2 separate regions of the Homo sapiens genome follow, and region 2 is linked to region 1. The links are chromatin contacts, found by Hi-C or POLR2A ChIA-PET in ENCODE. All regions are on one chromosome and are shown on one strand. Each heading gives the region's core, a stretch centred on a gene start or an enhancer-like site at or near the end of the contact. The rest is flanking DNA. Distances are from core to core; before and after follow the strand shown.

Region 1 (5,610 bases), core at 1,487-3,986:
TGCGTATCAAGCATGTGTCTAAAACTGCATTCCCAAACTCATGCTTCCTTCTAGTGGCGTACTAAAGATGGGGCAGGGGAGCAGTTCTCCCACAGTTTGGGCAGAAAGTGGGTATGCTACAGGTAGAGCATTTTAAAACAATAATAAAATTGACCAAATGCTGGCCTGCTCCAGATGTCACATAGGCTCTCCATGCCACTGCTTACTTCTTTGGATCTATCTTAGTGAGTAGCATGAAGCTAGCCAAGCAGAGGTCTACTGCTTTCTCACTGGGTCCCACATTTCATTTAGTCACTGGGGCCTCCTTTACATCTTAATGTTTGTTCCTTGATCACCATTTTTTCCACTACTGTTTCTCTCTACTGGCTTCTACCCTGCTCTTTTAGTCTATTATTTTTGCTGCATCCAGAACAATCTTGGTAAATCACAACTCATCAGAGGCTCTCCATTGCCTGTAGCAAAGCTCTTCTCTTAGGAATAAGACTGTGATCTTTCCTGGCTGATACTTCCAGTATTGTCTTCCTCCATCCTTGCATATGCCCCCATACTCCAACTTAAGGCTTTTTTTGTCTTTCTTTCATTGCCCATACCTCTGAACAAACTGAGCCCTTTACGGTCAAGAGTTACATCTTACTTTTTGACTCGTAAGTTCCTGACCCTTGTTAAGCATCAGTGCATGTTTGTTTGAATGGATTTGTCTGAGTAAAACCATCACCAGCTAGAGGGGGAGATAGTTGATAAATTCTAATTTAAAGAAAAAAAACAAGAACAGACCCTTGATTTGAATTCTGACCTCTTCTTATCCTTCTACCTGGCCTCTTCTCTATCTGAAACAAACCTGTAGCCAGAGGCTTAAATGTGAGCTGAAACCCCTGCTCATCTATCTCTAAGTCATATACTCTGCCTTTCTCTCCTCCTATCTTGTCTGTCTGCCTCTCTGCTGTAACAAAATAACAAACCAGTGCATAGAAAGAACATACGCTTTGGAGTCAGACAGAACTGGGTTCAGTTCTTGGCACTATCATGTTTTAGCTGTGGGACCTTGGGTAACCTCTCTACATCTCATTTTCTCGTCTGTAAAATGTAGACAACAGTACCTGTGTCTCAGCATTGCTTTGAAGATTAAATGTGAAAATATAAGGTACTTGGCATACTGTAAGCCATTAGGAAATAGTGGCCTGCTGCTATTATTTTGGAAAGAATTTTTGGGCTCTCACACTTGGATCTGAGGGCTAGAGCTGGAGCCCAGTGTCCATGGTGCTGGAGGTGGGGTTCCCTTTCTTTGGTGGGGTGGGACCCATGGCTAATGGGTTGACCTTTTGAGGTCTGTTTGTCTTGTATGCTCTGTTGGACTTCCCATCTTAAGACTTCATACCTGGGACATGGATGCGCCCAACTTGTTCTCTCTTCCCTTTTTTTTGTAGGCTCCCAGGCCAGTGCCAGTACTTGGGCTTGCCAGTGGCGGATTACTTCAAGCAGTGGATTAATCTGAAAAAGGTACTGTGTCTGAGCCCCAACTGGGTGCTTCCCCTGGTGCTCTTGTGCCTCAGAGCTCCCGTCCTTTGCTTTCTTTTCTTATATCTGTTCTCCCTCTTTTTCTTTTTGTTCTTCTCTTTTCTTAACTTCATCCTTTTCCTTAGCTAATATGCACTGAAATGTGGTTATTTCTGACTGTGGAGAGCTGCTTGGGGATCCAGCTGCTGGGCAGATTATGACACTGCCCTAGTTGGTGTCCCCCAGACAGGCAGAGAAGTCCCAGTTAAGGAGATTTTGGGGGGCTCTTGCTCAGAGCTGAATCTGTGGGCAGAGCTGGCTTGTCTCTAGGAGAGACATGGCACTAGCTGAGCCTCTGGGAAAGTATTCTCCTTTGTTATCATCATCAATGTGGTCTCTGACCCTCCTAACTGGCCCTGATATATCACTCTGGTTGGGAGGCAGAGTACACTTAAGTTGGCTTTGTTCCTGCCTTGCTCCAGGAGAGCCTGGCTCATGTGAGGAAGAGCCATGGAAACTAGAGTCCAATTCCCTTTGGGCATGAGGGCAGAGACTGGAACTTATGTAGAATCAAGCACCTGGGGAGTTGGTGCTCAGGCTATGGACCGGCAAGGACCATGTGTGGCTACGATAGTGAGCCCTGGCAGAGAATGAATCACTTAGAAAACTGTACTTTCCTAGCAGAGTATCCCTGCTCTAGAGGAATCCTTGCTCCAGGAGGCCCAGTCCACTAGGGAGACTCACCCCCATAAATCATTCTGACCTAAGGGCAGCAGTCCTGGAACAGCCTCAGGAACCTCATGCTACCAGTCAGAGGAAGCTCAGAGAAAGGAGAACACACCGGGGGTCAAGGTAGTGGCTCCCAGGGGGCTTAGAGAAGAGAGAGGTCAAGGGGGGTGAGGCTAGGTATGGCGAGGATTTGAGTCTTGACCTGGGCATTCAAGGAAGGTGGGATATGGATAGGAGGAGGAGAGAATGCTTTCTCAGCAGGGAGGGCAGCATGCTTTTGGTGTGTGTGGGGGCTGGAGCTAAGCAAACATGTGGAGGAGCAGTGGAAGAGAAAGCTTTATAAGTATTTGTGCCACACTGACAATGACCTTGGACTTAGTTCCATGCTTTGTGGCATCATTTGTGAAGTTGTTTGCTTTCCACTGGTGGACAGGTGCTTTGCACTTGGTTTGTTTGCAGTTTGACTCATACCCCCTCTCCTGCTGATCTCCCATGAAACTGGGCAGCTGCTGCTTACTACTCCTCTTGTGCTGAAAAAGCTACGCACTCCCCTGGCTTTGGGCCTTGCTCTATGGCTTGCCTTCTGTCTGAAATGTCCCTCAGTCATCTTCATCAGACATATTCCCTGCCCTGGAAGATTCACCTCAGGTATCACTTCTGCTGAGAAGCCCAGCAGTCAGTCTCTTGCCTTGAGGTTCCTTGGCACTTGGGAAATCACTTATCTCAGTTGAAACTGAATCCATGTGTATTTCCTTCCAGACATGGCCATCTGGATCACAGAGATGAAGTCTGGTTCCTCTCTGTGTCTCCAGTGGCTAGGCCAGGGCTGGGTATAGAGTATGTGCTCAGTGAGTAATTGCTGGCTGACGGATTCATCTTTGAGAACTAGTTCCATAGAGGTCCCCCAAGGCAGAGCTAGGCATGTGGTGGGGCTAGGCATGGACCCCTGGAACATAGCATACCAGCTGTCAGAGCACATCTGAGGCTGCTTGCTGGCCTCAGCAAATGCAATGTGAAGGCCCGGCCAGGCGAGGCAGGCGCTGACCATGAACAATTACCCTGTGAAGTTCACTAGACTTTTTGGTGTATGGATAGCTCCCTGCCTCCAGGTTCCTTGGCAGAAAGGCAGGAAAGCAGCCGACCCATGTGGTAACGTTGTCACTCAGGGCCACCTTGGTGCTGCTGGCCCAAAGGGTGGGGGTAAAGGCAGGCTGCCCAGAGTCTGTTCAGTTTGGTTCCCCTGCAGACTGTGCTGACCTGAAGAGGAAGGGAATAGTAGGTACAAGGCGAAACTGAGGACTCTGTTGCTAGTTGGCCTTGTGATTTCCTCGTGTGAGGTAAGCTGAGCAAGTCTGGGAGACATAAGGGGTCTAACCTCTTCCTCTCTGCACTCCAGCCACTTTGTATTGCAAATGTGCTTAAAGGCCCAACAGGAGAGGTGGCTTAACTCTGGACTTTAGCTCAGTCCTTACCAACAGCCATTCAGGACATAGAGGCTGCTGAGTCTGGAGGCCCAGGGGCATGGTACTCTTTCTGACCTTTATGCTGTGTGACTTGGTGCAGGCTGCACTAAGATTCCTGCTTAAAAAGAGTAATGATAAAAGCAAAGCCAGAGAGGTCATTGCCAAGGTTGCAGGAATATTATGTAAAAGACTTACTCCATGCCTTGTGTCCCCTGTGTGACCCAGGCTCTGGTTCTCTACAGGGTCCTCTCCTGTCCTTGATCTTACTTTGTGTTTCCCCCTTCCCTTTCTTCTCTCTTCCTCCTCTGCTCCCCCAGCAGAGCATTACTCCTTGAGAAAGGTGGGAAAGGTCCTGGTCTGCTTGGTCACCTGAGACTTGCCTAGTGAGTGAGCAACTGGGCATGAATTCACCATGCCTATTTCCTAAGACCTCTAATCTGAGAAGAGGCAAAATGTCTTTCAGCTGCCCTTACTTCTCCAGAAATGGTGTGGGTTGCATCAGGAAATAGGAACTTTTCAATGGCCAAGTTTCCACATCTCCTGCTGCCACCTACTTCCCCTGTAGCAGAGTGGAGCAGGCCCGTGTTTGCTGACATTTGGAATGTCATTGAATGATCTTATATTCTTATTGAGCTGTCATCTTAGACAGGACTTGGGGCCCTGCTCCCAGCTCCCTCCAGGAGATCAGAGCTGTCACTGAGGGGCCTGAAGAATACATACACACACACACACACACACACACACACACACACACACACACACACACATATGCACATGTATAAATATACACATGTATATGCATGTGAATGCATACAGCCCAAGTGAGTATACTCCAAATTGCATGTCTGTATCCATACATGCCTTCATGTATATGCACATATTCCTATAAGCAGTCACCTGCAGAAATATTTGCAGGCATACCCAGACATGAAGGTGTTTATACATACATATTCATAAAGTATAAAGATAACATGCACACAGGTAAACATATATATATCTCTTCATCGATAAATGAATATATATATTATATATATATATATATATTTTTTTTTTTTTTCGAGACGGGGTCTCACTCTGTCACCCAGGCTAGAATGCGGTAGTATAAACATGGCTCGCTGCAGCCTTGAACTCCCGGGCTCAGATGATCCTCCCACTTCAGCCTCCCAAGTAGCTGGGACTACAAGTGCCCACCATTATGCCTGGCTAATTTTTGTATTTTTTGTAGAGAAGGGGTTTTGCCATGTTGCCCAGGCTGGTCTCAAACTCCTGGGCTCAAGCAGTCCTCCCTCTTCAGCCTCCCAAAGTGCTAGGATTGCAGGCATTAACCACTGTGCCTGGCCAATAAACAAATATTTTGAATGCCTTCTGTGTGCCAGGTACTGTGTGAGGGCCTGGGGATATAAGAAGGTGGATGTTGAATAAATAATTTTAGTTGCATTGAGTAACACTAAACAGTTCAGAGTCATGGATCATGTAAGAAGGAACTAACTTAGTAGGGTAGGGTCAGAGAATAATTCCCTGAGGAAGGATGTCTAAGCTGAGACCTGAAGAATGAGTTGAAATTGGCTAAGCACAATGTAGCATGTGGTGAGACCCTGAGGTGAGGAGAAGAAGCCTGGCAGCTTCATGAAACTAGAATGTAAGTTCTAAGAGGAGAAAGAATTTGTGTCTTTTGTTCACTGCTCTACCCCCATCGCTCTGAATAGTTCCTGGCACACAGATGTTTAATCCTTATGTGTTGAGTGAATGAATGCCTAAAATGTAGTGAAGGTGGCAAAAGGAGAGTGGCATGAGATGAGGCTAGAAGGAAGTCAGGAGCCTATAGACCACACTTTGATTTTGACCTTGATGTTTAGGGTAAGAGGAAGCTGTTAAAGGGTATTAAATATAAGAGGGGCATCATCTGATTTGCATTCTAAGAAAG
Region 2 (5,610 bases), core at 1,308-3,807, 44 kb before region 1:
GGAGAGACAAACATCAGGGCAGCTTTTATTTGGATGTAGAGGTGCCTTGGGATAGGCTGCTGTTTGGGTCCTGTCCCTGCATGTAGTTGGCCAGTAAGGAGATCTGGAAGGCCTGTGGGTGGCAAAACAGGTCTGATACACAAGTGGCTCTACTTCTGTTGTAGTGTATAGTCAGTGTCTAGTCCTGGAAGGCCATTCCAGCCAAGGGCTGATCTGAGGGTTAGGTGCTGGCAGAGGCACTTATTTGGAGATGCCGACGTTGCTGAAAGTAAAGGAGTGTTCATACTCTACAATGGGGGTACAGTTGGGGAGCCGGAAAAGGAAATTTGAATGTATTACTGAGTGGAAAAGAAGAAACAGAAATAGATGTTATAAGCCAGAGTCCATGGGAATGGAAAGGAAGTTGTTCCAAGAGGTTAAAAATGTATGTTGGGAGACTGGTACGGATGCAGTACTTGAGAGAGATGCTAGTGGGTTGGACTAGGATGTTAGTTGGTTGGCGATGGTGAGAATGGGGAGAAGTTACATGTTGTAACCCTTAGGTGTGCTAGGAAGGAAACAGGCTTGAGAACCATGTTCTTATGTAGCTCATAACTCTTTTGGAGACTAGTGGCCTACTGAGGAGTCAGTGGTACTGAGGTTTGTTAAGGAGTGGCGCATGGAATCTATAGTTGTTGTAAATGGGGTACTCTGAGTAGAAGATCCGTATCAGGGAGAACATAACAGGCAGAGCTGTTATAGTTGAGTTCCTTAGTGGTAATGTGGGTAGTTATTCCTCTAGGACCTATTTGATGCATTGTTTGGCCATTGGCCTAGAGGAGGTAGGTAGTGATGGTTAGGTAGATAGGATAATAACTGGCTAGAAAGCTTGGAATCTTGCTCTCTAAAAGTGTGATAAAACTGAGAGCCATGATTTGAGATTGCATTGTCTGGAAATGCAGGGACATGTCTGCGTTGTTCACAACACTAGCGGCATTTTAAAGGCCAGCTGGTCAACTGAACGGGATTGGTAGTTACAGATGGGTGGGTAGGGCTGATGAGTGAGATGAAACATGGCATTTTGATCAGGTCTACTTTCACTGGAAAGGTAATGTGACTAGAGAAACAATGTCGGGGGCAGACCTGAAAGGAAATTCATGGTTGATGGTGTTGAATGTGGTGGCTGGTGAGGATAGCAAGGAGTCCCCAAGTAGGTGCCTTAGGATATGCAGGAATTCTGTGATCCTGCTCCAAATTTGTGGCCAGGGTTGGAGAGGCCTTTCTCAGGACCAGAGGCAGTTAGATAGACCAGATAAGCTCCTGGCTTGTGTCTGTAATGAGCGGTCTTCTCATAGGAGAGGTACCCAGTCCTGCTTTTTGGTTCATCTGGACAGAGGAAGGTTTTTTTCTGGAGGGCTGAGACAATAGTGTGCTGAGCACTCTGAGGGTAGCTGATGCCCTGGTCTTGACAGTATTCCTAAAGGAAGCAGGCACTGCCATGACAAGAAGACTTTTTGCTAGCTCCCTGACAGAGATGTGCCAGTCTACTCTGTGAAGTTCTTGGATGTGACAGGCCTGTTTTTCTGCCCTAGCTCTTGGCAGCAAGGAGGATGAAATGTCTGGTGATAAGAGCTAGCGATGGTTAGCAGACTTAGAGGGCTTGACTCGGGTGCTTAAAGTGGGTCAAGTAAGGGTTTGCTCTGAGAAGGGAGCTGAGAGCCATGGGCTCTGATTCTCATTTGGTCAGTACCTCAGCGATAAGGAGTTAGTCACATAAATGTTCTAGACTACACCTTTGCTGTTTAAATTGTGGTCTGAGAACCAGCAGCATCCTCATCACCTGGGAGCTTGTTAGAAATGCAGAATGTCATGCCGGCCCTACTGAAATAGAATATACTGAAATATAATCTGAATATACTAAATATACTGAAATAGAACCTGCAATCTGACACATTCCTCAGGTCATTTGAAGTCTGAGAAACACTGCTGTAGTCTGGACCAGCGGTTCTCAAACTTCAGACTTCAGCGAGCGTCAGAGTCACCTGGAGGGCTGTTAAAACCAAGGCTGTTGGCCCCATCCCCAGGGCTTCTGATTCTGAAAGGCAAGGGTGGAGGCCAGAAATTTGCATTTCTAACAAGTTCTCAAGTGATGGGACTGGTTTGACAACAGCTGACCCTCTTAGCTTTCTCATCTGCAAAACAGGGGAGTGATTCCTGCCTGCTTACGGAGATGTGGGATCATATGGGACAGTGTGTGAGAAATGTGTTCAGTGCATTGCGGGGGTGGGGGGCGGGTATCCGTTTGTGTATTGCTTGCTTACTAGTCAGTGAATTTTTAAAAATCTATTGTCATGCCAGCACAACTGTTTACCTTCCTGGCTGCTGGCCATCATTTGTGGGCAGAGAACAGGGAATCTATGAACCACCCCACAGGCATGCAGTATTCTGTGAAGAGATCAGCAGTCCCTGGGGCTATGGATGGGGATTATTGAGCAAGGCCTCCTGTAGCCCAGCCAGCTTCCCTGGCTCCTGGCCAAGTAGTCTGACCAGAATTCTCAGTCTGCCTGAGTGGGCCTGGTCCTGTCTTGATCACTTGTTACTCACCGCCATTTCTTCACCCCCAGCTAGTGTATCTTAAGGCAATATTTGAATTGGTTTGAAAAATGGTCTTTGTCTAACCAAGCCTCTGATTCATCTTGTGATCCTGAGCAAGACACATGCCTTTCCTCCACTTTGTTGGGTGACTGATGGAACAGGCTTTGGCTGCATGTGCCCAAGTCCCAGAATGTGGACTCTGGACCTTCAAAGTGAGGGAAGCTGAGGTAGACGCTGTTCTGATGAGAATCAGTAGAGCATAGTAGTTAAAAGCATAGATTCCAAAACTGGACTGTCTGGATTTGAGTCTTGACTACCTACTGGTAGTCTGACCTTGGGCAAGTTGCTTGCACTCTTTATGCCTCAGTTGCCTTATTGGCAAAGTGGGGTTAATAATAGTACCAATCTTATAGGACTGATGGGAGGATAAACTGAGTTAAACATATTAAGTGCTCAAAACAGTGTTTGATATGTAATGGCTTATAGGTATTAGCTCTTATTAGTAGAACTAGTACTAGTATTATTCTGATCCACAACCTCCTAATAAGCTGTTGAGATACAGCAGGTGACTGGGAGGCAGGCCCTGCTTCTCTGGGAAACACAGAGAGATCAGGCCCTCTTATCAACATACTGATAGAACCAGAGTACTATCCAGAGAGATTTTTTTGGGCTTGGCACCCTTCCATTTCTAGGCCCTTCCTTAGTGATGCCTCCAGGGGACCTCTCTAGCACATAACCTGAGATTTGTTTAAATTAATTTCATGACAAATGTGTGTCTACAGGTAGCTACAAACAAATCATTTGGTTGTTTGGTGCCCTTGAAGGGTCAGCTTCACAGAAGCCACTAATATCTGAAGTTATTTACAATTGAATATGTAAAAATGTTTGAACTGTGGCTGTTTCTGAGTCATGTACATACAGAGGGAGACACAGGTGTGCACACCTCAGGTGAGGATGTGGTTTCTAAGACTTGGTCTCCTTCATTTATTGGTATTATGTTTTTGAAAAATTCAGATTTCAATAAGGGTAAATTATAATTCACTTTGCACCCATACTCTCCTCAAATAAAGAATAGCAGTGTCTATTTTCAGCCTCTTTTCTATATTTTAATTGCTTTGGGGTCTATGGAGATGGGGAGAGGGGGACATGTAGGTGAAAAATCAGCCTTTTAAAGCTCCGATTTTTTACCCTTCCTTGTCCTGAAACTTCGAGCATCAGCTCTCATCTGTCAAAGTGTAAATCAGCAATTAAAACCCAAACAGCCAAATGCCAAAGATGACCCGAAGCACAAAGCAACTGACAAACAAGTCCGGACAAATCGACGGGTAATTTATAAGCTTTGCCCTAAAATCTAATTATTTGGCAATTCGAATTTGCAGCCAGCCAGGGCTTGGCAATAAATTTAACCCGCCATAAATTATTTAGGAGCAGACTGTGGTGTAAATCAAAACCACGAGTGTTTGTTTAAGAAATAAGCTCCTTGTGCATAAAATGTCTTTTTTTTTTCCAAGGGAGAAACTGTTATTGCAAACCATACCCCATTGCCCAGTGTAGCCCTCACTTCTCCCATCCAACTTACCCTCTTCCCTGTGGCCAGGAGGCTTCTTGATCCTTGGAGAAAGGGCCCGTCTTTGCATGAGACTTTTATCCAAAACTAAATATTTGGGTAAAACCCACATGTTTTCCAGGGACTGCATTTTCTACCTTGTGGTATGTGTTGCTTTTAGATTTTATCAAACCTTTCAGTGCAGGGACACACACTTTTTGGAATTTTCTTCCGAGGGTTGAAGGAATAGATTAGTTGTTTTGAAGGAAAGCCAGTTCCTTCTTCCTAGGTTGGGAGGGGGAAGCCATGAAAAATGATCTGCTCATTCTCTTATTTCAGATAGGACATAGAAACATCAGCTCAGGCAGAGGAGAATCTATGCTTAGGAAAAAAGGGCTAGAATGCTACTCTATTAAACCCTCTGGGCTGGGTGCAGTGGCTCTGGCCTGTAATCCCAGCACTTTGGGAGGCCAAGGCAGACAGATCTCTTGAGGCCAGGAGTTTGAGACCCACCTGGCCAACGTGGCAAAACCCTGTCTTTAGTAAAAACACAAAAATTAGCTGGGCATGGTAATCCCAGCTACTTGGGAGGCTGAGGCATGAGAATCACTTGAACCTGGGAGGCGGAGGTTGCAGTGAGCCGAGATCATGCCACCGTACTCCAGCCTGGGTGACAGAGCGAAATCCTGTCTCAAAAACAAACAAAAAAACAGAATTTATAAACCCTCTGTCCCAGTTTTATGAATCCCAACAGTCTAACCTGAGTGCCTTCTGCTTAAATCCTCTTGTTGTTATTCTATCTTCAAATTTATTTTTATTTCTGCAGACACTTCAGTTGGAGGGAGTTTGAATACCCCGAAAGCAACTTACACATTTATTTCTTGTAATCTACTGATCGTGGGTGTGAAATTTCATTTGAAATGCTGTTGCAGTTGTGTCCTCAGTTTATCAAGGAAATCATTGGGGGTTCCTAGCTGAGCAATTAGAGAGCAGCCAGGGGCCGGGCGTGGTGGCTCAAGCCTGTAATCCCAGCACTTTGGGAGACCGAGGCGTGCGGATCTTGAGGTCAGGAGTTTGAGACCAGCCTGGCCAATATGGTGAAACCCTGTCTCTACTAAAAATACAAAAATAGCCGGGTGTGGTCACGGGTGCCTGTAATCCCAGCTACTTGGGAGGCTGAGGCAGGAGAATTGCTTGAACCCGGGAGGCGGAGGTTACATTGAGCCGGAGATTGTGCCATTGCACTCCAGCCTGAGTGACAGAGTGAGACTCCGACTCAAAAAAAAAAAAAAAAAAAGCTGTGTTTAAAATCTCTGCTCCAACCCATTTTACAAGGTAGATGAATGCTTGTTTGGTGCTTCATTTTTATTTCTGTCTTCTCTCTCCTCAACAAAAGATCTACAGGGACAATATTGAGGGAGACAGTAGGTACAATAGGTTTGGAACCTTGGATATTTGAAAAATCCCAATTCTGAGGCTTTTGTTCTTAG

The links. A loop is a pair of places that touch in the nucleus more often than their neighbours do. ChIA-PET counts read pairs that join two places held with the same protein, here RNA polymerase II (POLR2A). Pooled maps may share reads with other maps.
Region 2: a loop to region 1 is called in a map of PC-3, with 4 times the contacts of the local background. The contact joins two enhancer-like sites. A Hi-C loop is called at or near these places in 2 of 168 maps with a recorded cell type or tissue (HepG2 and PC-3), 1 of 37 single-sample maps with no recorded cell type and 1 of 50 pooled maps. POLR2A ChIA-PET finds 5 or more read pairs at or near these places in 9 of 52 experiments (A673, GM12878, H1 and 5 more).

Annotation. Positions count from the first base shown.
Region 1 is chr1:44,280,722-44,286,331 of GRCh38, reverse strand. It overlaps ERI3 (ERI1 exoribonuclease family member 3), which reads left to right. Exons shown (of 9, transcript NM_024066.3): 7 at 1,425-1,497. Among named protein-coding and RNA genes, the nearest start is that of SNORA110, 31 kb to the right of the region's middle. Within about 2 kb of position 2,736, at least 4 of the 41 ENCODE cell types and tissues checked have a DNase peak (open chromatin) inside an H3K27ac peak, as active enhancers do; they include PC-3, where a contact is called at or near this core.
Region 2 is chr1:44,324,883-44,330,492 of GRCh38, reverse strand. All of the region lies in intron 3 of ERI3 (ERI1 exoribonuclease family member 3), which reads left to right. Among named protein-coding and RNA genes, the nearest start is that of ERI3, 28 kb to the left of the region's middle. Within about 2 kb of position 2,557, at least 12 of the 41 ENCODE cell types and tissues checked have a DNase peak (open chromatin) inside an H3K27ac peak, as active enhancers do; they include PC-3, where a contact is called at or near this core.